Linked DNA regions of Homo sapiens: region 1 is linked to region 2. A link is an interaction called in ENCODE POLR2A ChIA-PET data of the cell type or tissue named here. Cell type or tissue: B cell. All regions are shown on one strand. Each heading gives the region's core, and the rest is flanking DNA. Links, peaks and the distances in the headings are about the cores only. Region 1 overlaps LINC00598 (long intergenic non-protein coding RNA 598). Region 2 overlaps FOXO1 (forkhead box O1).

Region 1 (11,754 bases), core at 2,829-10,828, 200 kb before region 2:
TCAGAGAGAGAAATGCTACTCAAAAGCACCCCAAATATTATTCATCTCTATACATTGCAGTATAAATGACCTACCTTTAATTCCCACAAAAATAAAAATAAGGCCAGGAGATAAACAAGACTGAAAAAGACACAGCATCATATGCAAAAGATTCCTCTTGTCTTCCAATGTGCCACTTTTCTTTGCTTCTCTCTAAATTACTACAAGAACAGGACTCCTACCTTACAGCAGGTCCTATGTGGCCTATCCCACTCCGTCACCCTCAGTATCTTCTAATTCAGATCAATATAAACATTCATTTTTAAGAGAAAGAATTTGAGCATCCAGGCCTGTGCCTTCTATGGTTATTCTTTGCCAGACTATAAGTAAACTTGGTTATCCAAAGCTCAAGAAAAATAACCAAACTTTTCTCTTTGCAAAAACATTTTGTTATCAGTCTTCCAGAAGCTTCTAGATATTAATCTGAGGCTGGAGGGCTGGGGAAGGGGGAGAGGAGATAAAGAAACTCTCAGTTAACCAATCCATTGGTCATGAGTATGAACCAAGATCATGGTCCTGTATCAACAGCCTTAGTGTAATTGGATTCATAGAGAATATAATGAGGAAAATGTGCTATATACAAATGATTTTGCAGAATAAATAGCACTATGAGCAGAGATTAAATTTGAAGGGGGCTGAAATCATGCAGCAGCTTAATCTCAGCTCAGAATTTCCTCAGATACAGAAGTCTACCACTTGAACAGTGCACATTTCAACAATGAGCTGATTGAGTGCCACACGAAAGGAAAGAACTGAGTGAAGTGGGCTCAGAGCACGTTCATGGAGCCTGGCACAGTTTGGTCCCATTGGCATTGCTCACTGCACTCAATCAGTGGTGCAGAGGTGAAGCGAGGAAGGCAGAGGAGCATCTTGAGCAGGGCCAGTTTATGGAGCAAACTGTGAACCCTGCGTGCAGTCTCTGCAGTCTCTGCTGCTCACAGCCCCTCTAACCTGGAACTATGATCTGTCTTTCCCCCTGAGCCTCTGCCTTGCCTGTACCTGAACAAACCCCGAGGAAACAGTATGCTAATAGCCTCCAGCTTCTCCTAGAATGTCTCAGGATGGGTGAAGTTACTGATATCTCCGAGGTGTGCCCTGAGCATCTTGATATCCTTGAAACCCTTCCACCTCTGGCTTCAGCCATCCATTCCACTGAACTGGCCTCTCTCCCAGTTCCAATCTGGTTTCCACTAAAACGTGTTCCCCCTGAGCTTCATGCAACTGGATCCTGACACTGTGCTGTGGATGCTGTGTCTGGGCCTCCTGCATTTGTAGCCCAGTGACACAGTCTTTCAGGTGCTGCCACCATCCCAGTCCCTACCCCCAACCCCCATGGGAGAGGGCACCGGGCCACAAGTTTTGGGATCAAGCCCAAGCTCTAAAAATTTCCTGCAATTTAATCATCCTGTGAGTTCCCATTTCCTCATCAGAAAGTTAGGGATACTATTAACTAGCCTCCGCACTGTTGAGAGTGGTTAAATAAAAGCAGGGTATGCAATACGGAAACACCCATATTCATAAAGCAAGTCCTTAGAGACCTACAAAGAGGCTCAGACTCCCACACAATAATAATGGGAGACTTTAACACCCCACTGTCAATATTAGACAGATCAACGAGACAGAAGGTTAACAAGGATATCCAGGACTTGAACTCAGCTCTGGACCAAGTGGACCTAATAGACGTCTACAGAACTCTCCACCCCAAATCAACAGAATATACATTCTTCTCAGCACCATATCACACTTATTCTAAAATTGACCACATAATTGGTAGTAAAACACTCCTCAGCAAATGCAAAAGAACAGAAATCACAACAAACTGTCTTTCAGACCACAGTGCAATCAAATTAGAACTCAGCATTAAGAAACTCACTCAAAACCACACAACTACATGGAAACTGAACAACCTCTCCTGAATGACTACTGGGTAAATAACAAAATGAAGGCAGAAATAAAGATGTTCTTTGAAACCAATGAGAGCAAAGACACAACATACCAGAATCTCTGGGACACATTTAAAGCAGTGTATACAGGGAAATTTATAGCACTAAATGCCCACAAGAGAAAGCAGGAAAGATCTAAAATCGACACCCTACCATCACAATTAAAAGAACTAGAGAAGCAAGAGCAAACAAATTCAAAAGCTAGCAGAAGGCAAGAAGTAACTAAGATCAGAGCAGAACTGAAAGAGATAGGGACACAAAAAACCCTTAAAAAAATCAACAAATCCAGGAGCTGGTTTTTTGAAAGATCAACAAAATACATAGACCACTAGCAAGACTAATAAAGAAGAAAAGAGAGAAGAATCAAATAGACACAATAAAAAATGATAAAGGGGATATCACTACTGACCCCACAGAAATACAAACTACCATCAGAGAATGCTATAAATACCTCTATGCAAATAAACTAGAAAATCTAGAAGAAATGGATAAATTCCTGGACACATACACCCTCCCAAGAATAAACCAGGAAGAAGTTGAATATCTGAATAGACCAATAACAGGCTCTGAAATTGAGGCAATAATTAATAGCCTACCAATCAAAAAAAAGTCCAGGACCAGACGGATTCACAGCCAAATTCTACCAAAGGTACAAAGAGGAGCTGGTACCATTCCTTCTGAAACTATTTCAATCAATAGAAAAAGAGGGAATCCTCCCTAACTCATTTTACAAGGCTAGCATCTTCCTGATACCAAAGCCTAGTAGAGACATACACAAAAAGAGAATTTTAGGCCAATATCCCTGCTGATCATCGATGCAAAAATCCTCAATAAAATACTGGTAAACCGAATCCAGTAGCACATCAAAAAGCTTATCCACCACAATCAAGTTGGCTTCATCCCTGGGATTCAAGGCTGTTTCAACATATGCAAATCAATAAATGTAATCCATCACATAAACAGAACCAATGACAAAAACCACGTGATTATCTCAATAGAAGTAGAAAAGGCCTTTGACAAAATTCAACAGCCCTTCATGCTAAAAACTCTTTATAAACTAGGTAATGATGGAATGTATCTCAAAATAATAAGAGCTACTTATGACAAACCGACAGCCGATATCATAGTGAATGGGCAAAAACTGGAAGCATTCTCTTTGAAAACTGGCATAAGACAAGGATGCCCTCTCTCACCACTCCTATTCAACATAGTGTTGGAAGTTCTGGCCAGGGCAATCAGGCAAGAGAAAAAAATAAAGGGTATTCAATTAGGAAAAGAGGAAGTCAAATTGTCTCTGTTTCCAGATAACATGATTGTATATTTAGAAAACCCCATCATCAAACCCCATCGTCTCAGCCCAAAATCTCCTTAAGCTGATAAGCAACTTCAGCAAAGTCTCGGGATACAAAATCAATGTGCAAAAATCACAAGCATTCCTATACAACAATAACAGACAAACAGAGAGCCAAATCATGAGTGAACTCCCATTCACAATTACTACAAAGAATAAAATACCTAGGAATACAACTTACAAGGGATGTGAAGGACCTCTTCAAGGAGAACTACAAACCACTGCTCAACGAAATAAAAGAGGACACAAACAAATGGAAGAACATTCCATGCTCATGGATAGGAAGAATCAATATCAAGACAATGGCCATACTGCCCAAGGTAATTTATAGATTCAATGCTATCCCCATCAAGCTACCACTGACTTTCTTCACAGAATTGGAAAAAACTACTTTAAAGTTCATATGGAACCAAAAAAAGCCCGCATAGCCAAGACAATCCTAAGCAAAAAGAACAAAGCTGGAGGCATCATGCTACTAACTTCAAACTATACTACAAGGCTACAGTAACCAAAACAGCATGGTACTGGTACCAAAACAGATATATGGACCAATGGAACAGAACAGAGGCCTCAGAAATAACACCACACATCTACAACCATCTGATCTTTGACAAACCCGACAAAAACAAGCAATGGGGAAAGGATTCCCTATTTAATAAATGGTGCTGGGAAAACTGGCTAGCCATAGGTAGAAAGCTAAAACTGGATCCGTTCCTTACACAGTATACAAAAATTAACTCAAGATGGGTTAAAGACTTAAATGTTAGACCTAACACCATAAAAACCCTAGAAGAAAACCTTTGCATGGGCAAAGACTTCATGACTAAAACACCAAAAGTAATGGCAGCAAAAGCCAAAATAGACAAATGGGATCTAATTAAACTAAAGAGCTTCTGCACAGCAAAAGAAACTATCATCAGAGTGAACAGGCAACCTACAGAATGGGAGAACATTTTTGCAATCTACCTATCTGACAAAGGGCTAATTTCCAGAATCTACAAAGAAATTCAACAAATTTACAAGAAAAAAAAAAAACCCATCAAAAAGTGGACAAAGGATATGAGCAGACATTTCTCAAAAGAAGACATTTATGCAGTCAACAGACATATGAAAAAATGCTCATCATCACTGGTCATCAGAGAAATGCAAATCAAAACCACAATGAGATACCATCTCACACCAGTTAGAATGGCGATCATTAAAAAGTCAGGAAACAACCGATGCTGGAGAGGATGTGGAGAAATAGGAATGCTTTTACACTGTTGGTGGGAGTGTAAATTAGTTCAACCATTGTGGAAGACAGTGTGGCTATTCCTCAAGGATCGAGAACTAGAAATACCATTTGACCCAGCCATCCCATTACTGGGTATATACCCAAAAGATTATAAATCATGCTACTATAAAGACACATGCACACGTATGTTTATTGTGGCACTATTCACAACAGCAAGGACTTGGAACCAACTCAAATGTCCATCAGTGATAGACTGGATTAAGAAAATGTGGCACATATACACCATGGAATACTATGCAGTCATAAAAAAGGATGAGTTCATGTCCTTTGCAGGGACATGGATGAAGCTGCAAACCATCATTCTCAGCAAACTATCACAAGGACAGAAAACCAAATGCCACATGTTCTCACTCATAGGTGGGAATTGAACAACGAGAACACATGAACACAGGGCGGGGAACATCACACCCTGGGGCCTGTTGGGGGGTGGGGAGCTGTGGGAGGGATAGCACTAGGAGAAATACCTAATGTAAATGACGAGTTGATGGGTGCAGCAAACCAACATGGCACATGTATACCTATGTAACAAACCTGCACATTGTGCACATGTACCCTAGAACTTAAAGTATCATAATAAAAAAAAAAAGCAGGGTATGATGAATAGGTTGTGATGCTTCACTTCTGTCTAGGGCTTGTCTTCACATCAGCTTTCTGTGTGATAGGTATTTCTCTAGGAATGACCTTTGGGAAACCTGATGCCTTTATCTCTATAGAGTCAGCTTAGTGAGAATTCTGAGTAACATAACACTCAGGACACTGGTGTCCCTCTGCAGCTGCCTCCTACATATTCTTCAGGACCCTTCTGGGTCTTTCAGATAGTAAGCAATGTAGTTTGGAGCACCCTGAAGTAGGCCAAATGGTCAATAGCATAGCAAGAGCCTGGCCAGACCACCAGGCAGCTACCAAAAGAAGAAAGATGGATTCTTTAAATCTCACAGCAGCTCACCCAGGAAACAATTTCACATGAGCACAGTGTGAAAAGTCTTATAGAACCAGCACTGTATCACTGGGCTAAAGTCAATCCCATTGGAACCACTGTCAACAGAGCCACCTTTGAAAACAACAGGTAGATTTAAACATAATTAACTAGGTCTATGTAATGTGGCCAAACACTAATGTGACCTATTTCACAACGCACACGGCAAAACCAAATGGATATGGTTAGAATATTTAGAGAAATTTGCTCTAAACAAACACATACTGTTCAACAATATAATTTAATGTCCAATATATTGCAAACAAGTCAAAAGGAATAGAAGATTCCAACAGCTAAATACTTACCCTTCTCTAGGAAACAGGTTAAAACTGGAGGTGTTTGTCACAGTCACGTTTGGCCCCTGTATTAGTCCATTTTCATACTGCTATGAAGAAATACCCAAGACTGGGTAATTTATAAAGAAAAAAAGGTTTCGTGAACTCACAGTTCCACATGGCTGGCGAGGCCTCACAATCAAGGCAGAAGGCAAGGGAGGAGCACAGGCACATCTTACATAGCAGAAGGAAGGACAAGTGCTGAGCAAAAGGGGGAAAAGCCCCTTAAGAAACCATTAGATCTCGTGAGAACTCACTCACTATCATGAGAACAGCATGAGGTTAACCACTCCCATGATTCAATTACCTCCCAGCAGGTCCCTCCCACAACATGTGGGGATTATGGGAACTACAATTCAAAATGAGATTCTGGTGGGGACACAGCCAAACCGTATCAGTCCTTGAACAAAAGCTCTTCTGTTCACAGGGGAAGGATGCTGAGCTGATAAAGATAGTCAGAAGAGGGTTAATTCACACCAGAAACCTCTATGCAGCAAATACTGCGTGTCAGGCATTGTGGAAGGGAGTTGCATATACTTTCTCAGTTAATTCTCACAGGACGCCATTTGCCCAATGAGGAAATCAGCTCAGAGAATTAGTGACACACCCAAGGATGCAGGGCCTGCAAGTATGGAAGTTAAGGATCTTTTTCCATTTTAACCCCACAGACTTCTTTGCAAAAGGCGGGCTTAAAATAAAGCACTTCCCACTCCGGCCAGTGTGACAAACCTCCTTGTACATGTGCAGTGGTCATAGTGTATGTGTAGTCAGGGGATGAGACTTTTTGAAAGCCTCTGGGCAGCCATTTAGGCAGCTGCCAGATAACAGGTCTACCCTAGGCATCGCCACTCAGTATGGGAAACACGGTTACTGTCTTGTCCCTGTGAAACCACAATTAAAATGGAGCTCTATGGAGTAATATTTATATTTTAGTAAGTCAAAAATGATGCCTTGCAGAGTGGACACTAGTCCTGGGGTTTCTATTACATAAGATTATCAAAATGCAATTCCAGCCAAGATGCTAGCATGGTGGTGATGAGGGTGTAAACTGACACAGACTTTTTGGTAAAAGCTATTAAAATGTAAAATATGGAAATCTTTTGAAACGATATTTTCTTACCTGAAATTTAACTATAGTAGTACCATATAGTACCCAAGGAGATATATATATATATATACACACACAAGAACATTCATTTCAGTATTGCTTATAAAAGTGAAAAATTAAGAGCAACCCACATATCCACCAATGGGAATTGGCTAAATAAATTATAGTACACACAGAAAATGTAATATTCTGCAGCCACTAAAAAATGCAAATGTGCGTTGACATGAAAAAGATGCCCAAGATATGTTGCTGAAAGGAAAAAAAGCAAACTGCAAGACAGCATGCATAAAATTATCCCATTTGTGTAAATAATAACACATATGGCTGTATATGTGTAGGGAGAAGATCTGGAAGGATATTCACCAAAATATTCACTGTGGCTATTTCTGGGGGATGGAAGTAGGAAGGTTTCTACTTTCTATTTTTTATATTTCTACTCTTTTAGAAACATATATATATATATATATATATATATATATATATATATTGTTTTTACAATTAAAAAAGTAACAAAGATTTTTGTTCTGTTTTTAGTTTGGAACTTGGTGTTTGGGATATGAGAACCTAACTCAGTATGTTCAAATCTGAAACTAGAAAGATAAAAAGAGAACTGAAAATCTCCAAGTGGTGATTCTCATATGAACCATACTTGAGAAATAACTATATATGAGTATGGATTTGTTGGTAGCCTTCAAACGCACAGCTGCCGATATACCTATTGTTGGTGATTCAAAATTTTCTTGAGATTTTTGTGGAAAACAGCAGAGTTATACTACGTTTGCATGACTCTCCTCCCTAAAATTCACTTACATGAACAAAACTGGAGTCTGTTTTTTTGGTTGGATCTGTAAGTTTTTCCATTAAACAGTCAAATTTATTTTCAAGGAGAAAATTCCATGAGAGTGTGTTTGGGGGCCTCCAGCCTTAATGTAAAGGTTCATGAGATCATATCTACAAAGCTGAACGTTTTCCAACCAATTCTGTCCCTGGACACGTCTAAAGTTTGCATATGCTGTACAATGCACAACCCCATGGAGCAATGTTAAGTGACAGTGCCTGGGGTGCACCTGTGACCTGGCAACAAAGGCCAGTACAAATAACAGATTGCTGAAAAATTAATTCACAATGAGAATGATCTATCAATTAAGTCAGCTAATACATGTGATAGCACATGAGGACCTTCTCTCCTTTGAACTAATGGCAAGTTGAGAATTATCAAAGGTTAAAAGGCAGGCATGGATTCACAACAAGAGCAGGAAGTTATGAAACCTGGGTGTGTTATGTTATTGGCCAAAACAGCCTGGTATGTCCATCTCCACAGTACAATTACATCTTCTCAAGGGCTCAGATGCTGTTCCCCCATCCAGCCAGGAGACACCCTCTCTCAAGGAAACAACCAACTACTGGCTCTTCATCTCTGTTTTTATATCCCCCTTCTGAAACACACTACCTTACAATTGATTAGATTTCTGCTGTTGCTTTGTTTACAATCATATTCTACTTCTGCCTCCATGAGCTCATTCTCTGAATCACCTGGAATCTGATTCAGATGTCTGCAAGTTCTACAGATAGACCAATTCTTACACAGCTTTCTCAGGTGGCTAATCACATCCATGGTGTGAGATTTTACTAGCTTTACTTTGAGAAGATATAGTTGTCAGAATAGGCTATAATGATGTAACAAGTACATCAAAATCACAGTGGTTTGGCAAACGATTGATTTCATGTTCTTGCAAAGTCTGACAGGAGATGGCAGGGCCCTCCTCCCTCTGGGGAGTCTGCATCCATGCCCCACTCATTCTGTGATCTACCTAGCACCACATGGCTGCAGGATCACTGCAGCAGGGGAAGACAGAGATGAGAGACAGCACTGGCTCTTAAGCACCTCAGCCAGAAGTGACACTCTGATTTCCCACTCACATTTCTTTGACCAGAGCTAGTTATGTGACCAATCTGATCGCAAAGGATGCTGGGGAATATGGTGGACCGCCAGATTATTTGGAGAGCGATAGCTGCATCTGAAACTGAGCTGCCCTATTTACAGGTTTTGAAAAGCACTTTACTCTCACCCCCTTCTACCAGCAATAGCTGTAATCAGAGGGTATTGATGCTCCAGAACGGCTCTCTTGGCCCCTTCCTAATTTTACTTATCAACGTGCTTCAAATCATCTACTGCGAGTCTAAAAATCTGGCTTAAACTTGGATACAGAGTAAGATGCAGCTTCGTCCTTGAGAAGCGCCTAATCTAATACCAGAGACAGTATGTTAATAAAAATAATATGATCATGCTATTTGACTATAACACAAAACACACAATACATACAAAGATACAATATAAATATATATAATACAGTTGGCCCGTTGCATCTAAGGGTTCCACATCTGTGAATTCAACCAACTACAGATGGAAAAATAGTCAAATAAATAAATAAAAACAATTTAAAAATATAAATTTTTAAAATACAGAATAACAACTATTTCCATAGCCTTTGCATTGTGTTAGGTACTGTAAGTAATCTAGAGATGATTTAAAGTATGTGAGAGGAAGTGCACAGGTTACATGAAATGACTACAGCATTTTATATAAAGGACTTGAGCATCCTCAGATTTTGGTATGTGCAGGGGGTTCTGGAACCAATCCCCCAAGGATACCAAGGGACAGCTGTATATATTTAGAGATCTAACTTGTTACAAAGAAGAATTAGATGAAGACTAGACTAAACGTACAAGTCAAGTTTTATTAGAGAAATAATTCCATTGTGAAGAATTGGGGATGTGAACTTCGAGACGGCAGAATTTTAATTATATTTCAAAAGGCTCTTGAAAAGTAGGGAAGCATGAAAGAGCATGAACCAAGTCAGGGGATGTGAGATTTGTGGTATCACGGGGTGGTTGAGTGGGGAAGACTGGTTTGATGTGTCTGGGTCGTAGATTAACAAGCAGGGAAGGAAATGGCTGGAGATGGATGGGCAAGGTAGGTTGAGGCCTTGAGGGCCACAGGCTGGCTTGGACTTTAGTCTAAAGACAATGGGACATATTGTTGGTCTGGGACAAAGGAAAATAACTAAACCTCCTTTAGAAAGATAACTCAGGTAGCAGAGTTGAGACTTATTGCAGAGGCTGCAGAGAAGGCATTTATTCCTGACATCCATCTCCTGCCAGTAACTTCCCCAGGTTGAACCTCCTGAAGTACCCATGGCCACTGAACTTTTCCAGATGTCCACATCCTGGACACAGCAGTTACTCATCCAAACAACTCCCTCTTCCTCTACCACGCTCAATGCATCAGCAAATGCTGTTGGCTCTGCCTTCAGAACAAATCCCAAATCTGACCACTCACTCTCAGCTCCTCCACTACACCCTAGTCAAAGCTGCCACCCTCCCTCAGAGTGATCCTTGAAGAACCTAAGTCATTTGTATCTCTTCTTTTGTTTGTTATTTACTTTTCAAACATATATTTTAGGTTAAAAAATAAATAAAACTAGCCGGGTGCAGTGGCTCACGCCTGTAATCCCAGCACTTTGGGAGGCCGAGGCAGGCAGATCACGAGGTCAGGAGATCGAGACCATCCTGGCTAACACGGTGAAACCCCGTCTCTACTAAAAATACAAAAAATTAGCCGGGCGCGGTCGCGGGCGCCTGTAGTCCCAGCTACTCAGGAGGCTGAGGCAGGAGAATGGCGTGAACCCGGGAGGCGGAGCTTGCGGTGAGCCGAGATGGCGCCACTGCAGTCCGGCCTGGGTGACAGAGCGAGACATCGTCTCAAAAAAATAAATAAATAAAATAAATAAATAAATAAATAAAACTGTTGGGAGTGGTATGGTATTTTTTCAAGGATTTTTTAATTTATTTTTTATTTCAATGGGTTTTTAGGGAGCAGGTGGTGTTTGGTTACATGAATAAGTTCTTTAGCGGTGATTTCTGAGATTTTGTTGTATATCTGCTTTTGAAAAATGTCTGTACACAAAAAGCCCATAATTCATCACTACGCAAATATTCATGTAACGAAACTGCACTTGTACCCTTTAAATGTACACGCAAAAAAAGAAAGAATCTTTCAGAGCTCCAAGCCCCCAGTAGCTTTCCATCACACTCAGAATGAAATGCAAAGTAGCTGCCTGATCTTCATCCTTGCAGCCTGGCTGACCCTGGCTGGCCCACCCCACCCTCCACCTCACCCTGCTCCAGCCACACTGACCCCCCAGCTGCTCCTTCCACTCCAAGCCTGCTCTCATCTCAAGGCTTCAGAATGAGCTGTTTGTTCCCTGTCCCTTTGGTCGGCCCACATCAGAGAGGTCCTCGCTGAGCCTCCTGCTAAAGAGTAGCCCTTCCCATGCACCGCTGACCGTACAGGGCCCCCAGAGGCTTCCACTCTCTGAGCCCTCAGCCCTGCCTGCATTTGCAGGCCTCCACCATGCCTGGCGCACAGCAAGCCTGCAGTAAACATGATGCATGTTCCATCATGCAGTTAATGAAGGGCAAATTCGGACCACCAAATGGAATTAAAACTAGTCTAATCTGCTAAGAGCCACACAGCCGCTATTCCTCCCTCATAGACCCTAACATATCTCTCAGACCATGTTATCGTCCAACATTTCTACTAAAGTTAATTCAGGCCCAGGGTTGAGGCCCCTGCCTCCTAGTTAGGACACGAGCATTTAACAAGAGCAGTCAGAAGCCAAAGGGACCTGGGAGTCCACAAAGCCAT
Region 2 (11,754 bases), core at 2,348-10,347:
GGTCAGGAGTTCGAGACCAGCCTGACCAACATGGAGAAGACTCGCCTCTACTAAAAATACAAAATTAGCCGGACGTGGTGGCACATGCCTGTAATCCCAGCTACCTGGGAGGCTGAGGCAGGAGAATCACTTGAACCCAGGAGGCGGAGGTTGTGGTCACGCCACTGCACTCCAGCCTGGGCAACAAGAGCAAAACTCCGTCTCAAAAAAAAAAAAAAGAAAGGTGAAAGGTTACTAAGAATGTTTACTACTAAAAGAGAGAAGGGTGGGAAATCATATCAGAACCCACATTCTTGTGACCAGGTAATACGTCCCCAGCATCTAGGAGCCAGAAAAGGAACTCAGTCTCATCTAATAGAGACACAGAGCCACAGTACACACGCCTTAATAGGTCAGCACTCCTCTCCTAACTATATTTGGGTGAAGGAACAGGTGGACAGAAGGAATACCAAACATGTTGGGGGGAAAAAAAATGACCTGAAAATAGGAAAAAAGATGTAAGTAACAATGTTGAACAATAAATAAGAAGGCAAAAACTAACATGATATTTCCTTTTTAATTTCAGAGATTCCTAACCAATGAAAGCATTAAGTGTTCTGTACATTGTTTGTAATACAACAAATGAGATGTATCACACTGGAAATTCTCTGAAGACAAGGAAGGAAAAGCTCCAGAGTGCAAGCCTCAGGTGATCAGAAACAAGAAATGGAGAAGTCCAGATCCCACACATACCTCAGGCCTGATGCATTCACCGGCAAAACAGAAATCAACATGTGACACGCTTGCCAAAATCACATCATCTGCCGTTCTAGATATTTCTTCCAGCGTACTGCAAGACCTGAAAACTTTTTATTTTTTTTTGGTGAGACACGGTCCCAGCTCTGTCACCCAGGCTGGAGTGCAGTGGCGCAATCTCAGCTCACTGCAACCCCGCCTCCCAGGCTCAAGTGATCCTCCCACCTCAGCATCCAGAGTAGCTGGGACAACAGGCATACGCCACACACCCTGCTAATTTTTGTAGAGAAGGGGTTTCACCATGTTGCCCAGGATGGTTTCAAACTCCTGGACTCAAGAGATCCACCCATCTCACCCTACACTCCCCTCCAAGAGCTGGGATTATAGGCATGAGCCATGACACCTGGCCCTGAAAACTTTAAATATACATGTAGAATACCACCAATTCATACTAAAATACCCACTCATCTTTCTTCTTCCAAGCTCCCAAGAGCTGTTCCACAGAACGGGATTGTATTCTGGTGGATGATTTGGCTAAGCCGAGTGATGAGGGCAGAGAGGACAATAATTGTTATTTTACTGAACAGCAGAGTTATGAAACCAAGAACAGTACAGTAGTTAAAACTAAGAACCCTGAAGACCAACAGGCCTGGATTTGAGTTGGGAAGAGATGGACAGCTCTCCAAAAAGGCACAAACAATTGAAGGATGGATACCATGGCATATGTTAAAAGCATATTGAAAGGAAAATAAGAAAGCCAGGAATCTCAGGATGAATCAGTCTAGATCTAGATCAGATGGTGGTGGTGACGAAACCTTATCTCAAGACCGTAATCATTTGTGAAAATGGGAGAAGATGGCAGCAAGAGCATCTCCACAGAGAAGAGGCCTGAGAACTCGATGAAGATTATCGGCTTATGAGAGGACCATAATCTTTTAGGCTCCCCTAGAGAAATAACATCAGAAGAACTGCAACAGTGGTTAGATGGGGTCAACAAACAACTAGCATCTCAGCCTGACTCGAGAAATGGAACAAACTGGCCGGACACCGTGACTCATGCCTGTAATCCCAGCACTTTGGGAGGCTGAGTGGGTGGATCACGAGGTCTGGAGTTCAAGACCAGCCTGGCCAACATGGTGAAACCCCATCTCTACTAAACAGATATAAAAAATTAGCCGGGTGTGGTGGCACATGCCTGTAATACCTAATCCCAGCTACTCAGGAGGCTGAGGCAGGAGAATCGCTTGAATCTGGGAGGCGGAGTTTGCAGTGAGCCGAGATCATGCCATTGCACTCCAGCCTAGGCAGCAAGAGTGAAACTCCATCTCAAAAAAATAAAATGAAATAAAGAAATGGAACAAATTACAGAGACTCAGAAGTCCCCAGAGAAAGTTCAAATGAATATTCTCTTCTAGCATAGTTGAACACCTTTCGGGGCACAGGAAATGCAACTCAAAGTGGACAAAATGGGAATCAAAATTGGAGAGCTGTGAGTCGAACAAACTCGAACAGTGGAGAGTTTCGGTTTAGTTTGGAAATCCACATAAATCATGAAAATAGAGGATCTGAAATTCATGGAGATTATACAAACATTCCACTTTCAGATAGTAACAGAGATCATATTACAAATAGGCAACAAAGGTCATCTAGTCCTGTGGCTAGGCGAACAAGAAGCCAAACCTCAGTGAATTTCAATGGTGGTAGTTCCAACATTCTAAGGACTAGGCTTGCTTCAAGGGGGAAAAATTCAGCTGAAGGATCTTTCTCAACAGTAGGAAGATTAAAAAATGGAACTGGGGGATCAGCTGGCATTCCCAGAGCTAGTGCTTCACGCACTAATTTCAGTAGTCACACAAACCAGTCGGGTGGCAGCTAACTCAGGCAAAGGGAGGCACAACAGTTTAAAGCAGCACATGTTTGGGAAAATGGGGCTAGATATAATGTTACAGTGAGAAATACAAACCAAAGATTAGGGCCAATAAGATCTACTATAAGTAGCCGAAGCTGTTCACCAATTCAGAGACACAGTGGCACTGTTTGTCATAATTCACAAAGGGAAAGTAGACCAGTACAGCAAACCACTAGAAGATCTGTCAGGAGGAGAGGTATAACTCAAGTCTTTTTAGAGCAAGATAGAGAACACAGAGGTACTGCATATACCCCATTCTCTAATTCAAGACTTATGTCAAGAATAACAGTAGAAGAAGAATCCAGCAGATCCTCAACTGCTGTACTACGACATCCAACAATCACACTGGACCTTCAAGTGAGAAGGATCCATCCCGGAGAAAATAGAGATCAGGACAGTATTGCAAACAGAACTCATCCAGAGTAGGGCTAACAGAACATACAGTCACTATTCAAAGCAATAGTGGGGGCTTCTGCCGAATCATTTCTCGTTTAGAGCGGTCACGTATTCAAACCTATGTTAGTACCATAATTCTTCCTAGGATTTCTGAGAACGAGCTTGTTGAGCCATCATCAGTGGCTCTTCGGTCAATCTTAAGGCAGATTATGACTGGGTCTGGAGAATCTAGTACTCTAAGGGAGGGTTCAACCACTAGAGAGAAGCTCTGGTTCTCCAAGTCAGAGCTTCAGAGAAATGGTCAGCATTTACCAGAGATGCATTGAGAACTGAGTAACCTTAGGTACAGTTACTGACAGCAGCCAGCACAGGGAACGGGACAGGCAGGCCCAAGGAGACAGCACTGAAATGCATGGTGTAAATGAGACCACCCAGCCTCATACCTGAAACAGTGACAATAGGGGTAGCATGTAGTTGCAAAATTCAAATGATTTAGTCAAACTGGAAAACTACTATTCTTCCCCTTGCTTTTTTTTTTTTTTTTTGAGATGGAGTCTCACTCAGCCACCCAGGCTGGAGTGCAGTGGTGCGATCTTGGCTCACTGCAATCACCGTCTCCCGGGTTCAAGCTATTCTCCCATCTCAGCCTCCCGAGTAGCTGGGATTACAGGAACCCGCCATCATGCCTGGCTGATTTTTGTATTTTAGTAGACATGGGGTTTCACCATGTTGGCCAGGCTGGTCTTCAACTCCTGACCTCAGGTGATCCGCCTGCCTCGGCCTCCCAAAGTGCTAGGATTACAGGCAAGAGCCACCACGCCCGCCTGAATACATGATTTAACCAAAGAGCAGACTGACAATCTTTCCACCCAGCGCTAGAGCATAACAGTATTGATAGTGAACCAGGTAAAATCTGTAGTGTTTGTATCAGTGACCACATAACTGGAAACAAGCTCAGGCAATTACCTTGCAGGCATGAATTTCATATTCATTGTACTGACCGATGGCTCTCAGAGAATTTCACTTGTCCGATCTGTCAGCAGCCTGTTTTAGGGTCCAACATAGCAAACAATGGGTAAAAGTGATGGGATCTACTCAAATATTGTATTTTAGTAGAACTGAATGTTCAAGCATTGTTTTGCTGAGTTACTTGTGATGAGCTAACTAGGATGAAAAATAACAGATTATATATAGTTTGAACTATTTTTGCGTGCTTTTTAAAACTTGTTATAAAGAGGAAATTTATATAACATTTAAAATACAAACATTAAATTATCCAGAAACACAAAATAATTAACATTGCTAGAACCAAATAACCTCTAAAATGTTTTTATTTTGGTAATTTTCTCATGCTAAGCACTTTTGTATCTGCACAATTCAATAGGTTAAAAACCAATCTTCTTTTCCTTAATAGCACAGCAGACTTTACTTTCAAGTTTCATAGGCTTAGTATTTATGTCTAGACATTTCTATCTAAATAAGCTTTTCATTAACTTTTTACGAATAATACCTTTTCATGAGAGTATGTGGCTGAATGTGTGCTATACATGTTATTTGAAATGTTAAATTTAATATACAGCATATCATATATGTATAGTTATATAATTCTAAGGTTAAAATATTCAGTGTACAAGTTTGGTTCTTATTTAAGCTTTTGGGCTAATACTGCGTATGGCACAATGTTTAATACTGGCAAGATCATCTCAGAGAGAAAAGGGATTCGGATATAATTTTAATATAGAGATAATTTACTGAAACATCTCTGACAATCTGACTTATTAGAAAGCAAGCAATATATAATACTGAACAAGTATTTATTCAGTAATGGAAAATTTAGGACATACAGGTTATTTAACTTGTGTTCAGCCTTTCTGTAACTTTTTTGAAAGTGCAAACAATTCTTTGGATTATTAAATAAGGTATACAATATGCATGGTTTCTCAAATTTAGTGTTAAAATCTAAAAAAAGTCTATAAAGAATCGATTGCATAGATAATACTTTAAGTTCACTTGGAGGCTAAATATTTCCAATGAAAACAAAAACCTTTAAGAGAATGCAGTTTATATAAATACAAAGTATGCATTGATGATCTATTTCTACCAATAAACATTAAAACAAACAAACCAAAAAATCTCAGATTTCACAACTGTAGGAAGAGCTAGACTTACAGAGATGTTTATTTAACCACCACCACTACCTTCAGGTGAACTGGCTGCATCTCCACAACATTCTGAGACATCAACTTTGAAATGATAGCTCACTGAAGGAGTTTCTTTTCTAGCAAAAGGCAAATCTGTCTTTCCCAAGCCAAAGAAAATCCAAACAAAAATCACCAAGCCTCCTGCCTGCTTGACATAATTCCACCATTGCCTGAGCCTGTGCAAAATGGGGCCAATAATGACTTGCTTCAGGCTTGTCATGATGAGATAGTACACAGAAAACACACAGCTCTATGCCTGGCATAAAATGGTTTTTCAAAGTTAAACTATTTTTTATCATTATTCCTCAGATTCCAATCCCCTAAAAATTATTTTCCAAGTTTACTCCTATTTTGCTCATTCCCTAAGGATCACTATAAGTAAGCGTGGAAGAAGAAGAGTGTCCTGCTCTGTAAGTAAGAAACAACTCCAGACAAGAGATTCCTTAAGGTATTATCTGCTTCCAGGGTGTGATTCAAAGGTTTAAGCCCATGCCAATCATTTCATGACTGCAAGTCTGCTATGGCAACACACTTATACAGCCAAATTCTCAGCAGAATCAATTCCTTTTATCAAAGGTACTATTAAATCAAAACAAAACCACCTGATTTGCATTTATTCACCTTTCTCTAAGTTATCCAATGGGAATGTTTAAAAAAAAAAAAGGAATACAGTTAAAGGGGAAAGAAAAACAAAACTGGCTTCTAAAAAATAACACAGCCATTATATTGAGATGCATTTCGCTCCAGGCCATAAAACATTTATCCCTTGGTAAGGCTGCTCTATGAACACAGGCTTTTTTTTTCCAAAAGTGACACGGGGGTCCGTGTGGGGCATTAGTTATTACTGTTGCTGACTATTATGAAAATCAACTTTTTTCCTCTGCATTTACGTCTGTGTGTATCACACGACAACCCAGAAGACAGATCGGTAAACTTGCCAACAACAAGAAATAAAATAAGCAATAAAATCAACAACAGAATTAAATTACACTGACAAGTTAGAATGCTGGGTTTGAAAATCAACATAAAATTGGAAGTTCAACAGTTTTTTTTCTTTTTAATGGGGAAATGTGTTTGGAGGCAGGCACAGAAATGTTTGCTGACTGTGTCATATGAACCACTGTAAGTGACAAAAAGGTGTGGTAGTCTTAGGCTGCATTAACAAATGTACAATTTCCAGATCACAGGAAATTAAAGTCTCACTACACTCAAAACTGGCCACACTATATCTGGAGAACTAGATGAGTTCTTTATTAACACACTTTAAGAAGGACATTGATAAATCAGAGCGCATCCCATAATGAGAAAGGGGTCCAGTTCTGGGGACCATGGTCAAGAAGTTCCCCAGGCCAGGCATGGTGGCTCACGCCTGTAATCCCAACACTTTGGGAAGCTGAGGCAGGAGGAGTTTGAGACCAGCCTGGGCAACAAAGTGAGACACCATCTCTTAAAAAAAAAAAAAAAAATTTTTTTTTTTTTTAATTAGCCAGGCACGGTGGCGCACGCCTGTAGTCCCAGCTACTTGGGAAGCTGAGGTGGGAGGATGGCTTGAGCCCAGGAGTTTGAGGCTGTAATGAGCTGTGATCAAACCACTGCTCTTCAGCCTGGGTGACAGCATGAGATTGTCTCAATAAATAAAAATAAGAAATAAAAGACTCCTAATCTCTGGAGATAAACAAAGCCTAGACGACCCTCTGCAGAAGAAGCCAAAAGGAGATATGTGGCCTAATCCCAATTCTAAGATTTCATGCACCTGGGGACTATTATCATCTCATAGCCTGATAGTACCACCAACAGAAAACAGGCCAGGAATGTGATCAAAGCTCTTAAAAACTAATACTGCTTAAAAAAAAAAAAAAAAAAAAAAGATCACTCAGGACATTCCTAAGAGCAAAGAGAAATATGTTACTACAGGAGTTTCATGAAAACTTACCCAGAAATTGCAGCAATGCTTTGCTTTATAACATCTAAAAATTGTGCTTGCCTATCTCATCCAATCACTTATAACATGTGTTGTAAGTGATCAGTTCTGATTCATACCACATGATAAGAACAGCACTCTGACTAAAGGGGGTGGGGTGGGAACCCCAGGGCCAGAGCACTCATCTCATCATAAACTAAATGGTAGCTAGCCAGGCAACTTGGCGGGGGGAGGTGACAGATGACACTGCATAGGAATTTAATACTTTTTAAAGTTTATCAAGTCCACTCAAATTATTTTTTTGGAAATTTTGAGAGTATATGGAATCAACCACTCCCCCAACCTGGAATCATTTTTGGTAAGCATGTAATGGAACATGGAATTACAATTTTCAAGGAGAGTATTTCGAGTAATGAAAATAACTGTCTCACTGGGAATTATGCATATAGTTTTTTATGTATATAACACAGAATATTTCTGGAAATCCATCAGATAGAAAATTTAACAATATACATTGCAATATTAAAATCTGTTTTCTACAGCTCTTTGCCAACCAATCATAAAACATGGTTTTGGATGCTAGGTAAAAGTAACAAAAAGTCTAGTAATATAAAAAGTTTTGATTGGATAAATGTAAGTCAGTAGAAATGAAAGTACTTTTTATTGTGAGAGATTAAGTGGATTATTAGTGAAGACAAAAGTCCCTAACACTTTAATGCAATGGAATTACCACACTCAGTTGAGAAAAACACAAATTAACATATTATGTTAATCTGGATTCAACGTGGGGAAAAAAGAGGAAATAAAAGCATTATCTAACTACCACAAATGTGGCATGTTGATAATTTATTGTGACCTAGAATATGACATGCACAAATATACTAATGATTGAGTACTAAATTCATCATCCAAAAACTCTAACTCAAGGGTCTCTTTCTCCACCTAAAGAAAATAAAAATAAATATGGGTATCAACAATTTTATACTGCTTGTGGTCTCCAATGCTGATGGATTACTTTTCAGCATATCCAGCAAATTCTAAGTACTGCTCAGTTTAAGTGTCCACAATTTCCCACTGTTAACACTGAAGACAGCAAGAGCAGAAAATTCGTATGTGGCCCGGTAGAAAATTCTGCTATAAAACAGAGGTTTTTTTTACAATAATCCGTTATTAGCTTAGACTCAATTACAAAGAGAGTCTAGGCTGCTCTGCCTTTGGAGTAGTCATTCTTTATTCCTTTATTTTAATAAACTTGCTTTCACTTTAAAAAAAAAAAAAAAGTTTAATTTTCCACAGGGTGGGAATGTGATTATATGATCTTGTAATTTTACATAAGGCAATAAGCACTCTAAAATATTTTAGGTATAAGTCAGAGGAAAACATGGCATATGATAGGTAATGACTTTCCTCTTACCATGTGAAAGCAGGCCTTGGCACACACATTTTCAAAAGCAATCCAAGGCAGTATAGTTTATCAATCCTACTTTATAGATTCTTAAATTCAAACAAAAGAGTTTTAAATTATGAACCAGGTCCCTGACCAGGGACCAGGATAAAGTCATCTTTGTCTTCACTACATTTTATTTTATCTTATTTTATTTATTTTTTGAGTCAAGGTCTTGCTATGTTGCCCAGGCTGGTCATGAACTCCTGGATCAAGCCAACCTCCCACCTCAGCCTCCCAAAGTGCTGGGATTACAGGTGTGAACCACCATGCCCAGCCTTACTTTTTATTTAAAACCTAAGGCTATTTAAGAAAACATCTAATATATGACATATTCTATTTAAATAGAACAACAGAATAACAAATCCTAGCCAGCAGACATTCTGATAAGAGGATATATTTTTAACTAATTCCACTTCTCAAAACATTGTAAAAGCTTAAAAGGATTCAATATTCACAAGTCTCCTGACAAAGCAACCAAGTAAGGCACTGGTCTCAGGCAGTTGTGATGTTTTAAAATAAGTGATAAACAGTTTACAACACTGAAAGCCTAATGACCTCTAAAGCTGTCCTGCTGGTGAGACAGCTCATGCCCCACACTGAAATGTTCTCTAGTCAGACTTCATAAAAGAAAGTATAGATGCATTTTTGCATTCCAGAGGTTACTGCATGTTACTAAACATGCCTAAATTTTCTTTCCTATATAGAAGATTCAGAGGTAACTCCTTGCACTTGATAAACTGTTACACACCTACAGAAATGATAACTAGGCTACATAACAAAGTTGGTAAGTTCCACCAATACCTCCCCTTTCAAAACCCGTCCTTAAAGTGAACGTCTCCATATGCTCTCTCATTGGGGAAAGATGCCTAGTTTCACTTGCAAAGACACTGGCCCATGAACTTCCCTAAACTAGGTCCATCAGACACTGCCCCGATGATACCAGTCTCAATTCCTTAAAGCTAGAGAACAAACATTCCTCCATCTAAAGCTATGAACAAGTACCCAAGGGTGACTTTATTGGCAACTGCCCTACATGCACTGAATTTCAGTCTGGCCACTGGGTCCCAAACTCCTAAAATTTCACAACCTTTTTCTAAGTAGTTACCATCAGGGCTATCACAGTGTGCAGAAAGAAGAAATGTATGCATAACAATTCCTGGACATACAACAGCCCTTTCCCAGTTTTATCTTTAAACCTCCCTGCTCTTTATTTAATTTTCCAGAACACAAGCATTAGAACACTGCAATCACCTTTGCTTCTTTTCCAGGTCCATCCCTATCCAAGCAATTTTACCAACAATTCCCCCAACCACGGCTTCCACCAACCTAAGCCTGTGGGAATCAGAGCACAAAGTCCACTGCCTCCAACTTCCTCCCCACCACCTGTATCCACCTCACTCACAACTGTTCATTTTTCCCAAACCCAGATAGATCACATTCACACACCTGCTAAAACCTCAAAACCCTTGGACACTTTAAAAATAGTTGGTCTGGCTTCTTCCAAGGTGTCAATGGCATGAAAGACTGAGAAATGCTGAGGAAATGTTCAAAGCAAAGGTAACTCAAGAAAGGTAATGCTCAAATGCACTGTATAACCCTGTACTGGATTCTGTATGAGGAGAAAAATGTCCTTGCTACTAAGGAGATTATTAGGAGACTGACAAAACTGGAACATGAAATAAAAAATACTGTATTAACAATAACTTTCCTGGCCAAGCGTGGTGGCTCATGCCTGTAATCCCAGCACTTTGGGAAGCCAAGGTGGGCAGGTCATCTGAGGTCGGGAGTTCGAGACCAGCCTGGCCAGCATGGTGAAACCCCATCTCTACTAAAAACACCAAAATTAGCCAGGCATGGTGGCAGGCGTCTGTAATCCCAGCTACTCGGGAAGCTGAGACAGGAGAATCGCTTGAACCCGGGAGGCAGAGGTTGCAGTGAGCCAAGATCGCGCCATTGCACTCCAGCCTGGGCAACAGAGTGATACTCCGGCTAAAAAAAAAAAAAAACAAACAAACAACAGTAACTTTCCTGAATGTGAATGCTGTACTACAGATCCATAATAGACTATTCTTGTTCTCTGGAAATACACATTGAAGCATTAAGGAATACAGCAGCATCACTCATAAAAGCTACCCTTGACTGGGTTGGCAGGGGAACCGTGTGTGTGTGCACAAATCTATGTACCTACAAATACAGACATATACACATGTATACATATATACATACATAAAGGATGCAAGCAAATTATCAAAATGTCAAAAACTGGTGAATCTGGGTAACGGGTACATAAAAGTTTTTTTTTATTCTTCAAACTTACCACTTGAAAAAATTTCAAAATAAAAAATTTTTTTTAAAAAGCCCTTCTTGGGGGCAGGAGTAAACTTTTCAGGGTGATGAATAATGTTCGTTCTCGAGCGTGGTGATGTTTCACAAGCATACCCATGTCAAAACTTACCAAACTGTACATTCTAAATATGTGCAGATTATACATCAGCTATTCCTCAAAAGAGCTGTTTACACACACACACACACACACACACACACACACACCCCGTGAGGGTTTCAGTCTTCCCGGGCACTCTCGCAACTTGTCTGGACAAACCTTGTCACTGTACAACCCCCTCATCCCTTTCTGCACTTTTCACCCTTCCCCTCCCCAGTCCCAAAGAACTCACCATGCTACCTGAGTCCGTCCTCTTCAGCTTTTTTGTTCACGCTACTACCACTTCCTAGAAAATGTATAGTGGAATCGACTCATACGATCTAGACCCAAATCTCAGTTGCACCAAGCCACACTCTCAAAGCCAAGTTTCCTCATCTGTGAAATGGGGACATGGCCAACCTACTGACAGAAGCAGATGAGACCTGGTGGGAGGTAACAATGGTATAGAAGTACTTTGAAATAATACAAAACACTACTGGGAATCATTACCTTCACACATCCAAAGCCCTGCAGGCTCAACCTTCCTCTCCAGGTTGTCCCCCAGGCACCTGCTCTGAAACAGACTCACCTCTCACTCCCCTGAATCAAACAGTAACTGTACTACTACAGACAAACTGTGAGACCACCTATGGCCTACCATGTATATTTTTACAAGTGCATCTCGGGAATAAAATACACTTACCCAAACTCCCAAAGAGCAGG

What was found. Peaks named below come from ENCODE experiments on the same cell type or tissue, not always from the same donor. Only the 100,000 strongest peaks of a DNase experiment are listed, where the experiment ranks them.
Region 1: POLR2A ChIA-PET joins it to region 2 with 11 read pairs; 2 of 35 experiments call an interaction of 5 or more read pairs at or near these places.

What each region holds. Positions count from the first base shown.
Region 1 is chr13:40,414,176-40,425,929 of GRCh38, forward strand. All of the region lies in intron 6 of LINC00598 (long intergenic non-protein coding RNA 598), which reads right to left. Among named protein-coding and RNA genes, the nearest start is that of LINC00598, 61 kb to the right of the region's middle. In B cell, for the core only: no CTCF peak of the experiment used is centred there; a DNase peak (open chromatin) is centred at 7,686.
Region 2 is chr13:40,617,232-40,628,985 of GRCh38, forward strand. All of the region lies in intron 1 of FOXO1 (forkhead box O1), which reads right to left. It also overlaps the pseudogene RLIMP1. Among named protein-coding and RNA genes, the nearest start is that of FOXO1, 44 kb to the right of the region's middle. In B cell, for the core only: no CTCF peak of the experiment used is centred there; a DNase peak (open chromatin) is centred at 9,510; H3K27ac peaks cover 3,921 bases.